2 separate regions of the Mus musculus genome follow, and region 2 is linked to region 1. A link is a loop called in an ENCODE intact Hi-C map of the cell type or tissue named here. Cell type or tissue: heart. All regions are shown on one strand. Links, peaks and the distances in the headings refer to the core of each region. The heading gives the core; the rest is flanking DNA.

Region 1 (8,336 bases), core at 1-8,000:
ACGGGGAGCACGCCTTCCCAGGTCCTCAGTTGCAGCAGAGCCAACCTCAGGAGGCCTGGTCAGATGACAGGATCCAGCTACCCTAGTGTTGGTGCCTCCCAATACTGACCTACCAGATTCTAAACAAGAGGATTACCTGAGCTCAGTGGGCCCTGCCCACCAGAATGCCAAGCTTCAGTTGAGAGAGCGCTGTTTGCCAGAGGTTAAAGCCAGGAAAAGGGACCATTTTGATCACTGGGGTAAAACCTCCTCAGAAATGATTAAGGTTCTCTCTAGATGATGGGTCAGGATACTGCCTGGATGTGCTGTGGAAGAGACATGTGGATTGATGTAGGAAGCCCACCTGGCTCAGGTTAAAGGGGATGGGAAGGGGATAGGATAAGGGCTGTCACTGAATAAAAATTCCATACTCTGGTCAGTTATTTACAATTTGTCAATAACTAAATCACTAGATCAAGAGTTGTGGAAAATCTGTGGCAGTTGGCATCTTAAACAATTCTTAAATCACTTGATAAACATAACTTTTCTGTTACGGATCAAGGGGAAAAAGAGGAATAAAACCTCCAGTTTTTAGGTTTAGACTTGAGAGCAGGCAGTTACAAGCCTATGCAATGAGAACCAGGGAGCTGGTGACAGGGGGTTGGTCTAACCTGTGCTCAAGGCCCACACCTTCCATTAACTCATTAGGTTGAGAAGGAATTTCATGCTGAAGCCTTTTTTTGGTTCTTTGAGATGGGCATGGTCACCTGAGAGAGTCTGTCGGCAAGTCTTCAAAGATGGAGACACTGTGTGGCTCAGTACTCTAGAGATATCTGACTTATTACAAGTAGGACCAGTCGACGCCATCTTTTTACTCTACCAAAGACTGTAGAGGTCACAAGGTCAAAGCACATTCCAATGTCTAACATCACAGGAGAATCAACCTCATTCACCCAAGGCCACTGGGGAAGCTGCAGCACTATCAATGTATCTGGACTCAATACACTGGGCTCTTGTGTGACAGTATCTTGTAGACATGTGTTGATGGTAAAAGGTTGTTCATCATTTTGATTCCCAAATTCACAAAATGACCTATGACATCACACAATCACGCAGATTTCAAAGTGGGACTCAAAGCCTCTGGCTGGAAGCTGCTGCTGGCTGCCCAGAGTGCTCAGGTGCCTCTGACCTTGCTATTGATCTGCCGTAGGCCACTCTAAGGAGCACATGTGCAGTGGCTCTTCCCCTCCCTCCCTTGTGGGTGGCCTGGTGTTTCAAGTTGAGCTGCTTGCCTCTTATTAGGGCCACGAGGTGACCACAGAGGATAAAAGGTGGCTGATGACCAGAGCCTAGTGCCATTTCCTGACCTTTGGCTTTAGCTAAGGCATTTCACAAGGGCTCTGCATACAACTGTCTCTGTGGAGTCTCTCACACTTGGCTTCCAGGCTGTGGCCTTCCTTTTTGTCTGTGACAATGTATTTTGACTTCGACAGTGCAGCTATGGCTCCAGCTATAAACACTGGCCTCTCAGGTTTGTTTCCATGTTTCCAAATCTCACGAGCTCTGAAACAAGAGACCTGTGACCTTAGTCCCATGGCAGCGGCAGGTCCTGTGGGTCCAGAAAATCAGCAGAGAACATGCTTGGCGCAGTGGTACTCAGTGGAGTGAGCCCGGAGGATGTGGTGGGCATGGTAATGTCTAGCCACTCCATGTTGTCCAGGTTGGAGTCTGACAGGTCAAGAGATAGACAGGGGGTCCCTGACACCAACTGGGCCTCAGAGGTCTCCATGGGAGAGTGAGACTGGTACAGCATGCTGGAATGACTCAGCAAGTCGTTCTGCAGATCCTCGATCAGAGAGAAAGACTCTCTATCTTCACTGCTGTTCTGCAGTGGGCCAGTGTCAGTGGCCGAGGGCAAAGTGCCATCCAAGAAGGCTTCTAGCTGGTTCTCTAAGCTGGCAGATAAACTGTTCACAGGTTCTAAGGATACAGGTGGTGCTATTTGGACCTGGGGCGGTGGTCGAGAGACCACGGTATTGACTGGCATTGTGGTGATGCTGGCTGTCACTGGTTTCATCTTGGAAATTGGAGAAGGCTCTTCTTTTATTGGGAAGGAAATCTCTGTGCAGAAGAATTGATGGTGTTAGTAAGTATTTGCTGCCATTGAACTATATTAGTGACTATTCTGTCATCCTCTCTTACATCTTAGAGGCAGAGAGAGCATGCTCTAATTCTTTTTAAATTTAATTTTAAAAAGTCATTATAGTTGGATGGTATTTCAGTTTGTCAATACAGTCTAGAAAGTTACAAAACAGACACAGTACACCTTATCAATAACGCAAGGCTGAAGTCACCTCCTTTGCCCTCCTTCCTAAAGGTGAGGCAGGTCAGCCACTGCTCTCAATTCTTGTTCTGAGTTATCTGAACTTTGGACAATTAGGTAAACAGCTTAATAAGTACCAATTAGTTATTTAATTTATTCTTAAACATTAATTTGTACTTATGTATACAAGTGTGTGAACGTGCTCCTGTGTGTAGGAACCCATGGAGGCCAGCAGAGGGTGTCTGATCCCGAGCTAGCATTACAGGTATTTGTGAATCCAAAATGGGTGGTAAGAACCAAATTCTAGCCCTCAGCAAGAGCAGAACGTGTTCTTATGTGTTGAATCATCTTCCCAGTCCCAGTCTATTTAATTTTTTGTGGCTCTCTGTGTGTAAGGCAGAGATAAATGCAAACGTCTTCTTCAGAGCTAACTAGCCCTACGGTTTGGGATGGGGTCATCTCCCCAATGGCTGGGCAGCAAGCCCCAAGGATCCACTTGTCCTCCCCTCCCCAACACTAGGATTATAGGCATTGTTATTGTGTTCTGGGGGGAACCAAGTTCAGGTCCTCAGGCTTGCATGGCACACTGAGAGAGTCATCTCCCTACGTGATCATATTGACTCCTTAATAGGGCAACCAGCAAACCAACAGACCTTCTGTTATGGACAGACTAGTGCTCACATAGATGAATTTTAATAACTTCCTCCACTGTTGTTTTGAGATGACTTCTTGTTTTGTGTAGACTTGGCTGATTTAGAACTCAGTATGTGGACCAGGCTGCTTGGAACTTGGAGAGCTCTGCCTATCTCTGCCTCTCGAGTCCTGGGATTAAATGTGTGTGCCATCATGTTAGATTCTTTCTCATCTTTCTGAGAATACAGTAGGTGAAAGAATTAATGAACCATAAACTTAAAAGCTTATTGTATCTGGGTATTTTGTCTGCATGTGTGTCTGTGTGCTATGTGTGTGCAGTACTCATGGAGGCCACAGGAGGGCGTTGGAGTCCTCCTAGGACTGGAGTTACAAACAGTTGTGATTCACCATGTGGTGCTGGGAATTGAACCTGAATCACTGGAAAAAAACCTTATCTTTATCAGACTGAGCAAAAACTGCATGCCTGATTTTTAAATACACATTTATTTTTTAACTCCCAAGTTTTCAGTTTAACATATTCTGAAAGACCAATGTAGTTCTCAGCAGACTTTCACTTATTCATGTGGCCCACATGCAGATGGCAATGTCCTTCACTATGCCATGGACTCTGCTCAGGGCATCAGCGTCTATCAGATGTGTTCAATACAGATGGAGAAATAGTAATTACTACTTCAAACTCCTGACTTCTTTCACCGTACGACTTTGTACATGCACACATACGTGTACGCATGTGCACATAGGTGTGTATGTGATATGCCAGGATGGTAGTTCACATTTGTATTGCAGTGCTCTGCCACTGGGCTGCAACTATCCCAGGAAGTTTCTGAAAAACTGATCCTTGCTTACTTGTAAAGGCAGGTGAGCTGAGGCACGTGCTAACGTCTGGTTTAAAGGCAACATACTGTAAATGATGGCTTACTTTATTTATTTATTTTTTTTTTTGTTTTTTTGAGACAGGGTTTCTCTGTATAGCCCTGGCTGTCCTGGAACTTGCTCTGTAGACCAGGCTGGCCTAGAACTCAGAAATCCGCCTGCCTCTGCCTCCTGAGTGCTGGGATTAAAGGCGTGTGCCACCACGCCCAGCTGGCTTACTTTATTTTTAACTACAGTTTATTACTTATGAATGTGCATGCTACCACAGCATGTATGTGGAGGTCAGAGAACAACTTGTGGGGGTTAGTTCTCTTTCATGGTGTGGATTCTGGGTATCAAACTCAGGTCACTAAGCTTGGCAACAAGCACCTTTACCCACTGAGTAATATCTGTAGCCCTGATGTATGACGTACTCTGAATTTTAATAGAACAACCACCAGAGGGAGCTCAGGCTAAGTTATTGGAAAGTTCTCACTCCATAGAGCATGCTTTGCTGGCCCAGCTCTAATGTGTGAGACATCTTTCCTTTTTTCCAAGTGACAGCTATGGGGATCTAACATCATGCCATCCTTCAGTGTGGAGCCAAAGGGCTTTCTTTCCTCTGTTATGTGGTTTGATGGCCTAGCTTGAGCAGGTTTGTTAGAACTGGATGTTTCTCAGTTTCCAAGACAACATCCAGCTTTAGAGGAAGGCTGTCCTAGGCCTGTGGTATGACACTGCTTCCCTTGGGCTTGTGTCCAGCCTTTGACCCACCTCCACTCTTTATGAGGATGTCGAAGAGGTCGTCCATCTGCTGACTGTGCACACTGGAAACCTGCAGCCAAGGAGGACAGAGTTAGCGGCCTGCACCAGGGGCACTTCACCAAGGGGTCCACTGAGCCTTGGTTTTACTCTAACATTTGATAGTCTAGAAAACAGCCAAGTTGCTTGGGAAATGAAGATATTTAAGCCAAACCACCAGAGCATGATAGGTCAACTAAGAATCAAGGAAGAAGCCAGCGCTGTGACTTGCATGTGTGCTCTGCTTTTCCTGAATGGCACTTTGGGAGGTGTCTAATACTTTATTCAAAGAGGGTCTGAGTCAATCTGCATTCAGCAAGAATTGCTATAGCTCAGATGAGCACACTGTGCACATGGTTTTACCGTTGAGGTTGATTTGGCATGTAAGTTACACTTACCGTATGTGGTAGTTTGAATGAAAATGATCTTCACTGGCTCACAGGGAGTGGCATTATTTAAAAAAACTAAGACCCGTGGCTTTGTTGGAGTAGGTGTGTTACTAAGGGCGAGTTTTAGGATTTTATAAGCTCAAGCCAGGCTCAGAGGCTCATTCTTTCTCTACTGCCTGGTGAACCAGAGGCAGAGCTCTTGGCTACTTCTCCAGTACCATGTCTGCCTTTGCTGCCTTGCTTCTGGCCATGATGATAATAGACTGAACCTCTGAACTATAAGCCAGCTCCAATTAAATGCTTTTCTTTATAAGAGTTGCCATGGTCATGGTATTATCTATTCACAGCAATAGAATCCTAACCAAGACAGCACAGATCATGGAGTTTAATGATCTAATATGTATGTGTCTATGAACCCATCAACAAGATTATCATTTGTCAACTGGGAAGCCCCTCATCTCCAGGACCCGCTGTCCTTCAGAACACATGAATTCCTGTCAGTGCCTCAGACATGTTCTTCTTGAGGTTAAGGTATGGGAGCATTGTCTTACGCAGCGACATTATTCCGAGCTGGATCCATGGTGTAGTATATAGCTTAGGGATAGTTTACTGCTTTTATTGCTGGTCAGTAATCCATGTTTGGGAATGTCTGCTTGCTTGGTCACTGACTTAATTGGTGGGCTTCCCACTTTTGGACTGTTAACAAAGCTGCTATAGAAATCTGTGCACAGCTCTACACTACTATGCCCTGTGCCTTTCTCACGGTAAGTTACCTAAGAGTAAATCTAATGGGTCTCAGAGTGGATGTACACTTAACATCTTGGAAAATGGCGAAACTGTTTCCCAACATTATCCCATGTTCTCCCAAAGCAGGTGTTCTGCATCCCCGCTGCACCGCCTGAGGGGAGTTGTGGGATGGAGATGTGGTTCTACTGCAGTTCCTGGGTGACTAGTGACTGCAGAGGGTCTGTACACTATTCACTAGCTATTTACCATCCTTGGTAAAACATGTTTAAGTCTTTTTCCATGAGCACATCTAGTAAGTTTCTTGTTTCAATAGTGTGTTTTCCCCAATCTTTGACTTAAAAATCCATGTCTTTGTGTTTGATGGATTATGTTTTGTTTATCTGAAATTCTTTGGAGTTTACATATATTATTAAAGGACACTCTCACTTGATATAGGATCTGGGTAGTAGTCTCTTGGAATCCTCCTCACTAAGAACTTAAAACAATGCTGCACTCTTTCTGGCTCCCATTAGTTTTAAAAACTATATTTATTTTGTGAGTGTGCTTGTGCACATACACGTTGTTGTATGTGTGCCTTGACGCACGGTAGAGGTCAGAGGACTGCTTGCAAGAGGGTTCTCACCTTTCACTATGAGAGTCCTGTGCATGGAACTCAGTTAGTCTGGCTTGGTTGGCAAGCTTACTGAGCTACCTTGGCAGTCTCTTTTTATCATTAATAAAAAAAACAACAACCTGACATTAGTCACATAGTAGTTGTCCCCTTACGCTTTTCTCTCTAGTATCTCTTACCTTTACTTCCGATAATGTGATTGTGAAGGAATGTGAAATGCTACGATGTAATGTGGAATATTATGATGTGATATAATGAGGAATGCTATGATGTAACAGGAATTCTGAACACCTCAAAGCTGAAAACACAAGCTATTACCTCATCTAGTTCTTAGCTGTCCCACTGCCTTGTTTCTCTTTCTATGGTGAGAAACCATTACACAGGCTCTGAGGTTGTAGTGACTGGTGTGTGTGTGTATGGCTTTCTTTAAATTAAAGATTAAGTGACATGAAGCAACTGTCTATATTTATGGGCCACACATGTGCACAATGGAATGGGCTAGCTCAGGAGGACTCGGACTGTACCCTGTTCAGACAGACCCACCCACCAGCCATTAGCATAGCTTCCCCTTCTCTCTGCTAAGCCCATCTATGATTTTGTTTTTCTCTCCTTCCTTCCTTCCTTCCTTCCTTCCTTCCTTCCTTCCTTCCTTCCTTCCTTCCTTCCTTCCTTCCTTCCCTGTCTCCCTGCCTCCCTGCCTCCCTTCCTTCTTGGAGACAATTTTTCTCTGGTTGTCCTGGGGCTTGCTCTGTAGACCAGGCTGTCTTTAAACTCAGATCCACCTGCCTTTGCCTCCCAAGTGCTGGGATTAAAGGTGTGCACCACTGCCTGGCATGATTTTTTTCAAGTACTGTATTTTTTTGCTTTAGAATTTTCATTTATTTTTTAAAATTAATTTTTTATGTATGTGAGTGCACTGTAGCTAGCTGTACAGATGATTCTGAGCCTTTATGTGGTTGTTGGGGATTGAATTCTTAGGACCTCTGCTCACTCTGGTCAACTCTGCTCGCTCAGTCCCTGCTTGCTCTGGCCCAAAGCTTCATTTATTATTATACATAAGTACTCCGTAGCTGACTTCTGACGTACCAGAAGATATCTTATTAACGTGTGGTTGTGAGCCACCATGTGGCCATCTTCTGCTACATATGCAGCTAGAGACACAAGCTCTGGGGGGGGGGGGGGGAGTACTGGTTAGTTCATATTGTTGTTCCTCCTATAGGGTTGCAGACCCCTTCAGCTCTTTGAGTACTTTCTCTAGCTCCTTTATTGGGGACCCTGTGTTCCATCCAATAGCTGACTGTGAGCATCCACTTCTGTATTTGCCAGGCACTGGAACAGCCTCACAAGAGACAGCTATACCAAGCCGGCTTTTTTTTATTATTTTAAATCTGGCTTTTTCCTCACAAGTGAGGTCTCTGTTGATTTTGGGATGCTCACACTAGGAAAGCTGTCTTTCCTCTGCATCCTATAAGCTACAGCAGATGATCGTTGTGCATTTCTTCACCTTTCATGCGTTAGACAGCAAATACAGCAAGACACCATGTGCCTCTGACAAGTATCCACAGAGTACGGGGCACGGGCTGCACACAGGTCTGGCCACTTGCTGTGAGTTCTTGTTTGGATCCACTGTGTCCTCCTGTCAGGTCTATTCCTCAGGTCCTCTGGGAGGCTATAATCCTTTCTCACAAGGAAGTCCTCAGCTGTGAAAGGGAGCTTTGGAGAGGTAGGGTTTGGAGGAGTTTGTAACTGAGAGCCCTCACTCTGTTCAGTGGACCCAGGAGGGCTCCAAGGAGACACACACCTCGCCTGAGATCCCACCATCGCTGTGGCTCCCAACAGTTGCTGTAGGTAAGTATTCAAGGCTTAGAGTCTTCATAGGCAATTGGAAACAGCTAGATGAAATATAAAGCTTCTAGCTGTCATCTCTGTGTTTTAACAGAGAATTGGGCACAATCTGAGGAAGCCCTGAAATGTGCGGGGG
Region 2 (8,336 bases), core at 63-8,062, 52 kb after region 1:
TTCGTTTCAAAGATGGCTCATTAAAAGACTTATCTGAATTAAAGGACCCCAACTTATTGATTACTCCTGGAAATTTATATGAACATGCTGAAGATCTGTAAGTTAAATTTAAGCTCACGTGTGCTGAAATTAACTATTTAGAAAACAGCCAAACCCCTTGTATGTAAGGCAGGGGGAGAGAGCCCCCAGCATTGCTTCCACAACAGGAGCTGGTATAAGGAATGCTTTATTTGACTTTGTTCAGGGAATTCGTGACAACTGCTGCTTCTCATCTAGGGCAGAGAGAAGTCAGATTCTCTAGCTACACACACTGCCTAGGAGTTACCAACGTCTTCATAACGGTAAGCCTTAGCTGAGTGTGGTGTTAACTTCTGCTGTTCAGTCCATTTCCTGCTATGCAGAGCAACCACTAGTAGAGACCATTTTCCTTGGGTTGAGGAGTGGCACACTGGTGAAACCCTTATCACGCATGTGTAAGACCCTGGATGAGACAGAGGGACAGCTTTACCTTTGACATATTACTAAATTTCCTTGATGTTCTACAAAAATTATGTAAAGTTATGTTTGTGTGTGTGTATGCATGGTGTGTGTATGCATGGTGTGTGTGGTGTGTGTGTGTATGCATGGTATGTGTGGTGTGTGTGTGTGTGTATGCATGGTGTGTGTGGTGTGTGTGTGTGTATGCATGGTGTGTATGGTGTGTGTGTGTGTATGCATGGTGTGTGGTGTGTGTGTGTGTGTGTGTGTGTGTGTGTGTGTGTGTGGTTATGGCATGAGTATAGAGGCCAGAAACCAGATTTTGGGAGTCAGTTCTCTGCTGCTACCATGTGCATCCCAGGGACTGAGCTCATATGGTCAGGCTCAGTGGCAAGCACTTTTACCCACTGACCATTTTGCTTTCTCCATACAAACAAACAAACAAACAAACAAACAAACAAACAAAACCCCTTAAATCCTGTGATTATTTGCTTGCAAAATCTGAACCCCACCCGAAGTAGCCTTATACTAATTTTAGCCAACGACACTGTCAGCAATTATTGGGGTTGGCAAAGACTTCAATATAAGCAGGCAAGAGAGTTGTCACTTGAGGCAGAGAAACTCCAGCCCTTAAAGCAGACAAAAGTTAGCAACACCAGAGGGGCCAGCCTGCTGTCTATGTGACTAGAATCAGATGAACAATTCATTGCCTAGAAATTTATGATTTTATGATTCAAATGTTTAAAAAATTCTATAGGGTGGTCTCCAAAAAAAATCCATCTTTCTTAACACTGAGTAGAAAAAATCCAACAGAATTGATATGAAATATAATAAATACCTTTAATAAGTACCTCTTAATACACAAGGATAAACTAGGCATTACTAATAGTCATTTATATATTCATCTCTCTTACCAAAACAGCGCAGGATCTACGTAGACGTGAAGGCATTTTCAACAACAAGTCAATCTAAGACATTTGAGCAACTGTCTTTCTCATGAAGCAACACAGCTGCTGGCAAGAAGACACTGCTCAGGCAGTGCAGGCCCAGGTCAGTCAGCCACACGCCTCTCTCACATTATGTATCTGCATTTGGTACTGGGGTACACTGAATTTTAGGGTTCAGTTCTTCATAGGAACAATTTATTTTCATACAACTCAAATAAGGGATTTTTCCTAAAAAGTTATTTTCTGTTCTGATTAAATCCAGATCTGAGGCGGAGACTTTGACTTGATATGTGGTTATATCATTTTACTCTCATCCCCTATTACTGCAAATGAGTAAAAATACATAATATGTTAAATATGTTAAACATGTCAAGCTCAGTTCCATTCGATTCTGGTGAGATGTGGATTTCATTATCAGTCATTTCTGTGGGGTGTCTTAAAACATGACCTCTTTATGAATTTGCATTTGTGAATATGCAGGCCACTTCTTTATAAGAAAAATATATGTTGGCTCTTAAACTTTAACTTTTGCATAGAAGCAGGCAGTAACAAAGGGCTTTCAAGTGAGTGAGAGGGTGAATGTGAAACTGATACTGCACCCAGCCTCCCATGTAAATAGAAGGACATGGGAACTATTCCTTCTCATTGTACAGACAAGGAAACCAAAGTGCAGAGCAGTAAACACTAGGTCCATCCAGGGCCACAAAAGTCATGCTGTACCTGGGCTTGAGCCTAAAGACCTGTCACTCACAGCCTCTCTTTGCTCTTTCAATACTACACTGTTTACTGCACTGTATAACCCTCAGGATTGCCAGGGAGATTCTAATTATGTGATCAATCAGCTCATGATTCTTCTACCATGGACACATGTCTGCAGGATGTATGTATGTATGTATGATGTATGCATGCACGGTGTTGGGAATCAAACCTGGGACTCTTACGTGCTAGGCACATGCTTCACACCTCTCTACTCCTTATGTTCATACTTTTGATCCTTGCTTCCTAAGTCCTTTAAATCACATTCTGCTGTTTTGTTATCTTTTTATTTCTCCTATTCTATTTAACTTGCCTGATTTCACAAGCATACAAACCTGTTTTAAATATATGGCATTAAGAGGAACTGACATTTAAACAGCTTAACCGATGCAAAAGGAATTCTTAAACTGTTTTATCAATGAATGATTTAAAAACTTTAAGCCCACCTGACCCCTGTAACGAGTCTCCGTGTGTCCTAAAAACTCCCCTGGCACTGACTGTTCCAGCAATCTGCAGTAACACACACTGTGTAGAGGCAGAGCATGCCCATTGTTCAGTTCTTGGCAGCAGTAACTTACATTTCACTCTGTGTTATCTGTTGTGACCTAGGTGTTTCCTGACCATTCTCAAAAGCAGTTTGACTCCGGGAAGTCAAAGAATGATTTATTTTCATCTTTTGCAAGCTACAGCACGCCCTCATCATTTGCACTCTTAGTATCTGAGAGAAAAGGATGGAAGCACTCGCTACTCAGGGCAACAGGGTTCCTTACAGGCGATCTGTCTGCAGGAGGAACCGGAGCTGAGCAGGCCAGGAAGGGTCTGCAGACAGAGCTGAGGGAGTGAGGAAGGAAGCCTCCCCGAGAGGACTGGGTGGGCACGGGGATCAATAACACTCAGGTCTCAATCTGTTCAGATTCGGGCTTCCTCACCCACAGCCCTTGCTCTCCGCTGTAACAGAAGCATGCTGCGCAAACAGGAACAGGAATTCCCAGATCTCTGGCCATTTTCTTAATTAGTGCAGTGCTTGCCGACAATTCTAACCACCAGTAAGCATTCACAAGCTTATTTGCTTGCTTTTTTTTTTTTTTTAAATCAAACTATGCAACATGCTTTTAAATCAATATGCAGATAATGCACACACAGCTGAGTCATCATTTCAGGACTCAAGGAGACAAACAACAAACGTCCAACATATTAATCGGGAAAATTATTTTTCCTGGAATTATGTGGCTGTAAACACAAATAAAGCAGTGTTCTGGTTAATAATAAAAATGGAATAGCCTCTCCAAAACCCACAGGGTTTGGAGGAGAATCCCCAAACTGGGAAAAATACACAAACAAATCTGGACAAATTAAACTGAAGCCAGGACTGGCTTCCTAACTGTCATTATCAGTAGCAATTATTGCCAACTGTTCATGTCCTGTCAACTCTGTCTCTCTGCAAGCAGGATTAAACATTCACCATAGAGAACTCAGGAGTAAGGGCAACAGCAAACAGAGAGACACACAGACATACAGTGGTAGACAGACATGCCAGCCAGCAAGGTGACAGGAACAGGAATGTAGCCATCCTGCCCTGTCCAGAGACAGACTGACCTTCCTTGAGACTTTTCTGGTTGCTTCCCTCAAGGCATTCCTTTTCTTTGAAAGGTTCAAAATCCTCAGCAGTTAAAATTTCTGGGAAGCCTTGTGGCTGCTTCTTGGAGCTATCGATCATGGTGAAGACTTCTGGAGACAGGCAGCATCCAGCAGGAGATAAGCTTGATTCGCAGGACAGTAGAGAGCACAGAACACTCTGGTCCTGCTCCCTCCTCACAGCACACTGGTCACAGAGCAATTAAGTCTCTAAGTGACATAAGGCAGCCATTCGCTTGGAGTTCCCAGCTTGACCTGCAGACACACTCCTTCGGGTGGGAGCCTTTAACTCTTCCACACTAGAGGAAGGCAGAGGCTGCGAGGCACGACTCTTAAGATCCCACCCCCTTTCCCAGCCATCCCCCTTCCCTTTGCCATTCCAGCCTCCCCCGCGCTGGCTGCTTCAATCTGCAGCTAGATGCTCCCAATCATCTGACGAGCACTGAGTCAAGCAGTTAAAAATAAAATCTCTAGCTATTAAAGAGAAACCTTTGCTGATAACAGGAAGATGAACGGCTGGCTGCCGTCTCTGCTGTGCTCTCTGTAAGCAAAGCCCTGGGCTGTGAAATACTTCACACTGGCCAGACGAGCCCATGCATTACTCATGAAGTTCTCCAGCTAAACAAATGACAGAAGAGGACATCCAAAGGAAGCAGTTTTATCTCTGCAGAGGCACCTCACTGAATAAACATGCTACCAGCACATGTGGGTGGAAAGCATCCCTTCCCTCCCACGTTCCTCTGTGGGAGCCTCTTGCTACATAGGGCTATCCCTGGCAGAGCTTTATAGCCAGGAATGTGCTGCAAATCCGGCTGCTTCCTTGGCTATTCAGAGCCCATGGAGCAGCAGTTTGCCTTTGTGCCACTAGTCGGCTGAGAGAGCTAGCATCACTAGGATTCTTTTTTAAAGGAGAATTGTTCTCCCAAGTACAAAGCAACACCACTAAGAGATGTTCCTAAAAGATTTAATCAGCGATGGGCTGGAGTTTCATTTCACAACACGCGTGCCTTTTCTGCAAGGTACAGGTGGCTACTCACACATGCAAGGGGCACTCTGGAAGGAAATGTTTATGGATGGAAATTCCAGGCAACGTGGAAACAAGTTTGTTTCCACATACACCAAACACACACCAGCAGACACAATAATTTTTAGAGTTCAAACCATGTGCCTTTGCATAGAGCTCCCATATGCCCATCAACAAATGGTAGTGGCACAAGAGCCGTGCTCGATGAGGAGTCTTGTCGAATGAGTAATTTTACTTGTACACAGCCAAGGGACAAGACTAAGCTGAAAAAAAAAAATACAGGAGAAAATAGCTGACAACACTGTTCCTGACCAGTGACCAGGCACGACTGATGGATGATGAAGAAAAAAGCCTCTAAAGGATGGATATTTCTTCTGAAGAGAAAATGAGGTGATATTAGTCATACACAGCATGGCCTCGGTGGACTGAAGAAAGGGTTACATCCTGCACACAGGTGAAGCAGTATTTCCCCTCCTAGCACAGAGGGGTTTGGATCAAACATCCTGAAAATCTTTTGCCTCTGGTTTCAAGGCAGTCAACCCACACTATCCTACTGAGATTGCTATCTGCCCTTCTCCCACATCTCTGGAGAATGGGATTTTACAACATATGACATGTTTCTTGTCAACGGAGGCTCCTTTTGAAGCAACAGAAGTCTTCCAGCATAGTCTAAGTCTAAGAGCACATGGAAGTGTCTATCACACTGCCCTCAAGCAAACCTCTGCTACTGTCCCCTGTCTCTGGACCTAGTTTCCCGATACAGCATTCCTGTCCTTCCAAGAGTCACAAGGAGTGACTGCTCTTTACTGGGTACTTCATCAACTTTTTTGCACATATTACACGGTATCCCAGCAGTCCTGCTGAGCTTCATGGTGATTTGAACATTACAGACATTGAAGAACGAAGACCAGGATCACAAAGGCTTAGAACTGAAGCAAAGTTGCTGTTCTCCACAGAGGAAGGTCTTCGTATTGCACTGCACTGCCTAGTTTCTCTACACTAGGCCCGAGTTCTAAGTTTTGGCTAGAGACATGTAGCAGCACAAGTCATGAGTTTATCACATCCCTGCTCTTTGGGGAGTAACCACAAGGCACTAATTTATAAAAGTATTTTAACTTTTTATGAAGCAGTAACACTTTATCTATTTATCTATCAATCAATCAGTTATCCTGTTGATAGACTTGCAAAATCAGTATTATCAACTCAATTTACAGATGGGAAAACTGAGAGATAGCATATCTCATAAGTGAGGCCAGGATTCTTATAAAACAAACTTGGCTCTAGTGCTTCCATCTTACAGTGCTTTGCAAAAGGAACAGTAAAAACAACAGGGAGCATGCACTTTTCTAGGGTGCTGCTCAATGTTTTCAGTTTATAGGTTCAAACACACACACATATTTTACACTCATCACTTTAAAACTTGAAACTCTGTGTCGTCGACGTCTTTGTGAAGGAAACTCTGCCGACACGTTATCTCTCCATGAAAGTGTCAGCCTCCCATCAACGAAGCACCATCTGCTGCAGGCTTATAGCAAAGCCTCAGCTTTGTCATTTTGAAAAGAAATAATTTCTCTAGTAATGGAGATACCTAAAAAATGTTTTTGCTGTTTTTCAAAGAATTTGAAATAGTTTCAAATTCACAAAGCATTTTCCCCAAACTTTCTGTGAGAATTTCTGATACTATCTCTTCAAGAGCATTGTTGAGCATGTTCTTACACATAAGGCTACCTTTTTACAGAGCCATAGCCTTCTTGTTCCTGCTCTGTCCTCTCACCCTTCCCCCCCTCCATTCCCACCACCCCTCTCTCCACATGCTCATGGCTGGCCTCTACTTCTCTGCTTCCTCGATCTCTCTCTCTCTCTCTCTCTCTCTCTCTCTCTCTCTCTCTCTCTCTCTCTCTCCCACCCTCTCAATTCCCCTCCCCATGCCCCCAAATAAACTCTATTCTATACAAAAAAAAAAAAAAAGTCAGTATTGAGCGACTGAGGCTGATAAGCTGCTACTAGCAATCCACAAACTCCATCCAAGTTCCAAACTGTCCAAATAGCAAAAGGGATCCAAAGCTAGGTCCCATCTGTAGTTTGGGTTTGAGGACCACATCCTTGTGATGAGACTGGGTGACACAGTTGGTAGGAAGACTATCATCCTGTCTGTAGTTACAGATGTCCCCCAATTTATGTCCTGATAAATTAATTTTAAATAAAAAGTACTGTTAAGTCCAAAGTTCATTAATCAATACCCCAACATACAAAGTATCACAGTAGCACAGCACTCCAGCATATCTGATGGCTCCTGGTAATCCTGGGGCTGACTGGAAGAGGTGGTTGTTGGCTACTGCCTAACTCTGCACAAGAGAACTAGACTACATATTGTCAGTTCAGGAAAAGATCAGAATCCAAAGCATGGTTTCTATACTACATGTACTGCTTTTATGCCCCTGAAAGTTGAAAACTCATAAGCAGAATTATAAATTGTGGGCCATCCATATTAGAGGTATACTCAACTCTAAGGAAATGAATAGCTGGTATATATTACCAGTTACAGCATGCTCTCAAGGCTTCCTGTTTTGTTCAATGGGGTTGTATCTATTACTGTCATTTATTTGATGATAGGACTATCTCTATCAGAGGCCAGGACTCCTAGTTTGGCATTATCCTCTGACAAGACGTTTCGAGTCCACCTCGTAGCCCTGCCCCATTCAGGATCTAGGGTCTGATGTGAGGTGTGGCCTTCTGAGCACAGAGCTAGGATGTGCCGCATGAGCAGACGTTTACATTTAACACATACACACACGTTTACATCTCTACATATGAAGAGATAACAAATACATTCTATTTGTGTGTGTGGTTCTGTGTACATATATAAAATCTGTATTTATCTATACATAGCAAAGAACACAGATTTGCCCCAACGCTTCCAGTTTCCAGAACAATGCCTAAGGTCAATGTTTATTTTCTTCGCTGCTCTCATAACTCTCTTTTCCCCAGGGTAAGATCTGCCTCCAGAGTCTCTACAACCCACTGCTGGCCACAGTCGAGCTGTGTAGCTCTGCCCTGCACGGATGATGTCTCATTCTGACCCATCACACTCAGTGTCCTAGGGCAGCTGCCTTGCTGTGACCTTGGTCTTCAGGCTGAACAGAGAGGAGAGAGAACCTTGCATTGCTTTAGCAGGAGAAGCCCAAGGCGTCACAGGAGCTGCTTTGCAGGAGGTCTGCTCTTCTTTCCACCACATGTACTGCACACCTTTATTGTCATTTGGCTCTTTGTCAGGAACAACATTTAACTTCAAATGATATGTGATTAAAGTCACTTCTATTTAAGATAGATTTGCTTTGCCAGTGTTTGTGTGCATGCATACTCAAAAGAGCTCTTTAACCCTTACAGAGGCTGCCAGAAATCAAGCCAGTTTCTCCAGCACTAAACAAAGATATTTAATACGCGTGAGAAAAACTGTGTGGTTTAGAGTAGCAGTGTTTCAAGAAAGGCTTCAGGGA

Evidence for each region. Hi-C counts contacts between places; a loop is a spot of excess contacts. Peaks named below come from ENCODE experiments on the same cell type or tissue, not always from the same donor. Only the 100,000 strongest peaks of a DNase experiment are listed, where the experiment ranks them.
Region 2: a loop joins it to region 1, with 2.2 times the contacts of the local background. A loop is called at or near these places in 3 of 42 quality-filtered maps.

What each region holds. Positions count from the first base shown.
Region 1 is chr16:13,405,924-13,414,259 of GRCm38, reverse strand. Mrtfb (myocardin related transcription factor B) reads right to left here. Exons shown (of 17, transcript NM_001122667.2): 16 at 4,583-4,643; 17 at 1-2,100. The coding sequence ends at 1,565. It overlaps Gm15738 (a long non-coding RNA gene), which reads left to right. Exons shown (of 4, transcript XR_003951943.1): 2 at 8,125-8,203. Among named protein-coding and RNA genes, the nearest start is that of Gm15738, 12 kb to the left of the region's middle. In heart, for the core only: CTCF peaks have their summits at 2,515 (motif pointing right), 3,290 (motif pointing right) and 4,264 (motif pointing right); no DNase peak of the experiment used is centred there.
Region 2 is chr16:13,354,200-13,362,535 of GRCm38, reverse strand. All of the region lies in intron 3 of Mrtfb (myocardin related transcription factor B), which reads right to left. LOC115488652 (a long non-coding RNA gene) reads left to right here. Exons shown (of 4, transcript XR_003951941.1): 2 at 245-341; 3 at 1,400-1,527; 4 at 7,828-7,901. Among named protein-coding and RNA genes, the nearest start is that of Gm15738, 64 kb to the left of the region's middle. In heart, for the core only: a CTCF peak has its summit at 4,675; DNase peaks (open chromatin) are centred at 2,875, 3,015 and 4,525; H3K4me3 peaks cover 2,773 bases; H3K27ac peaks cover 2,382 bases.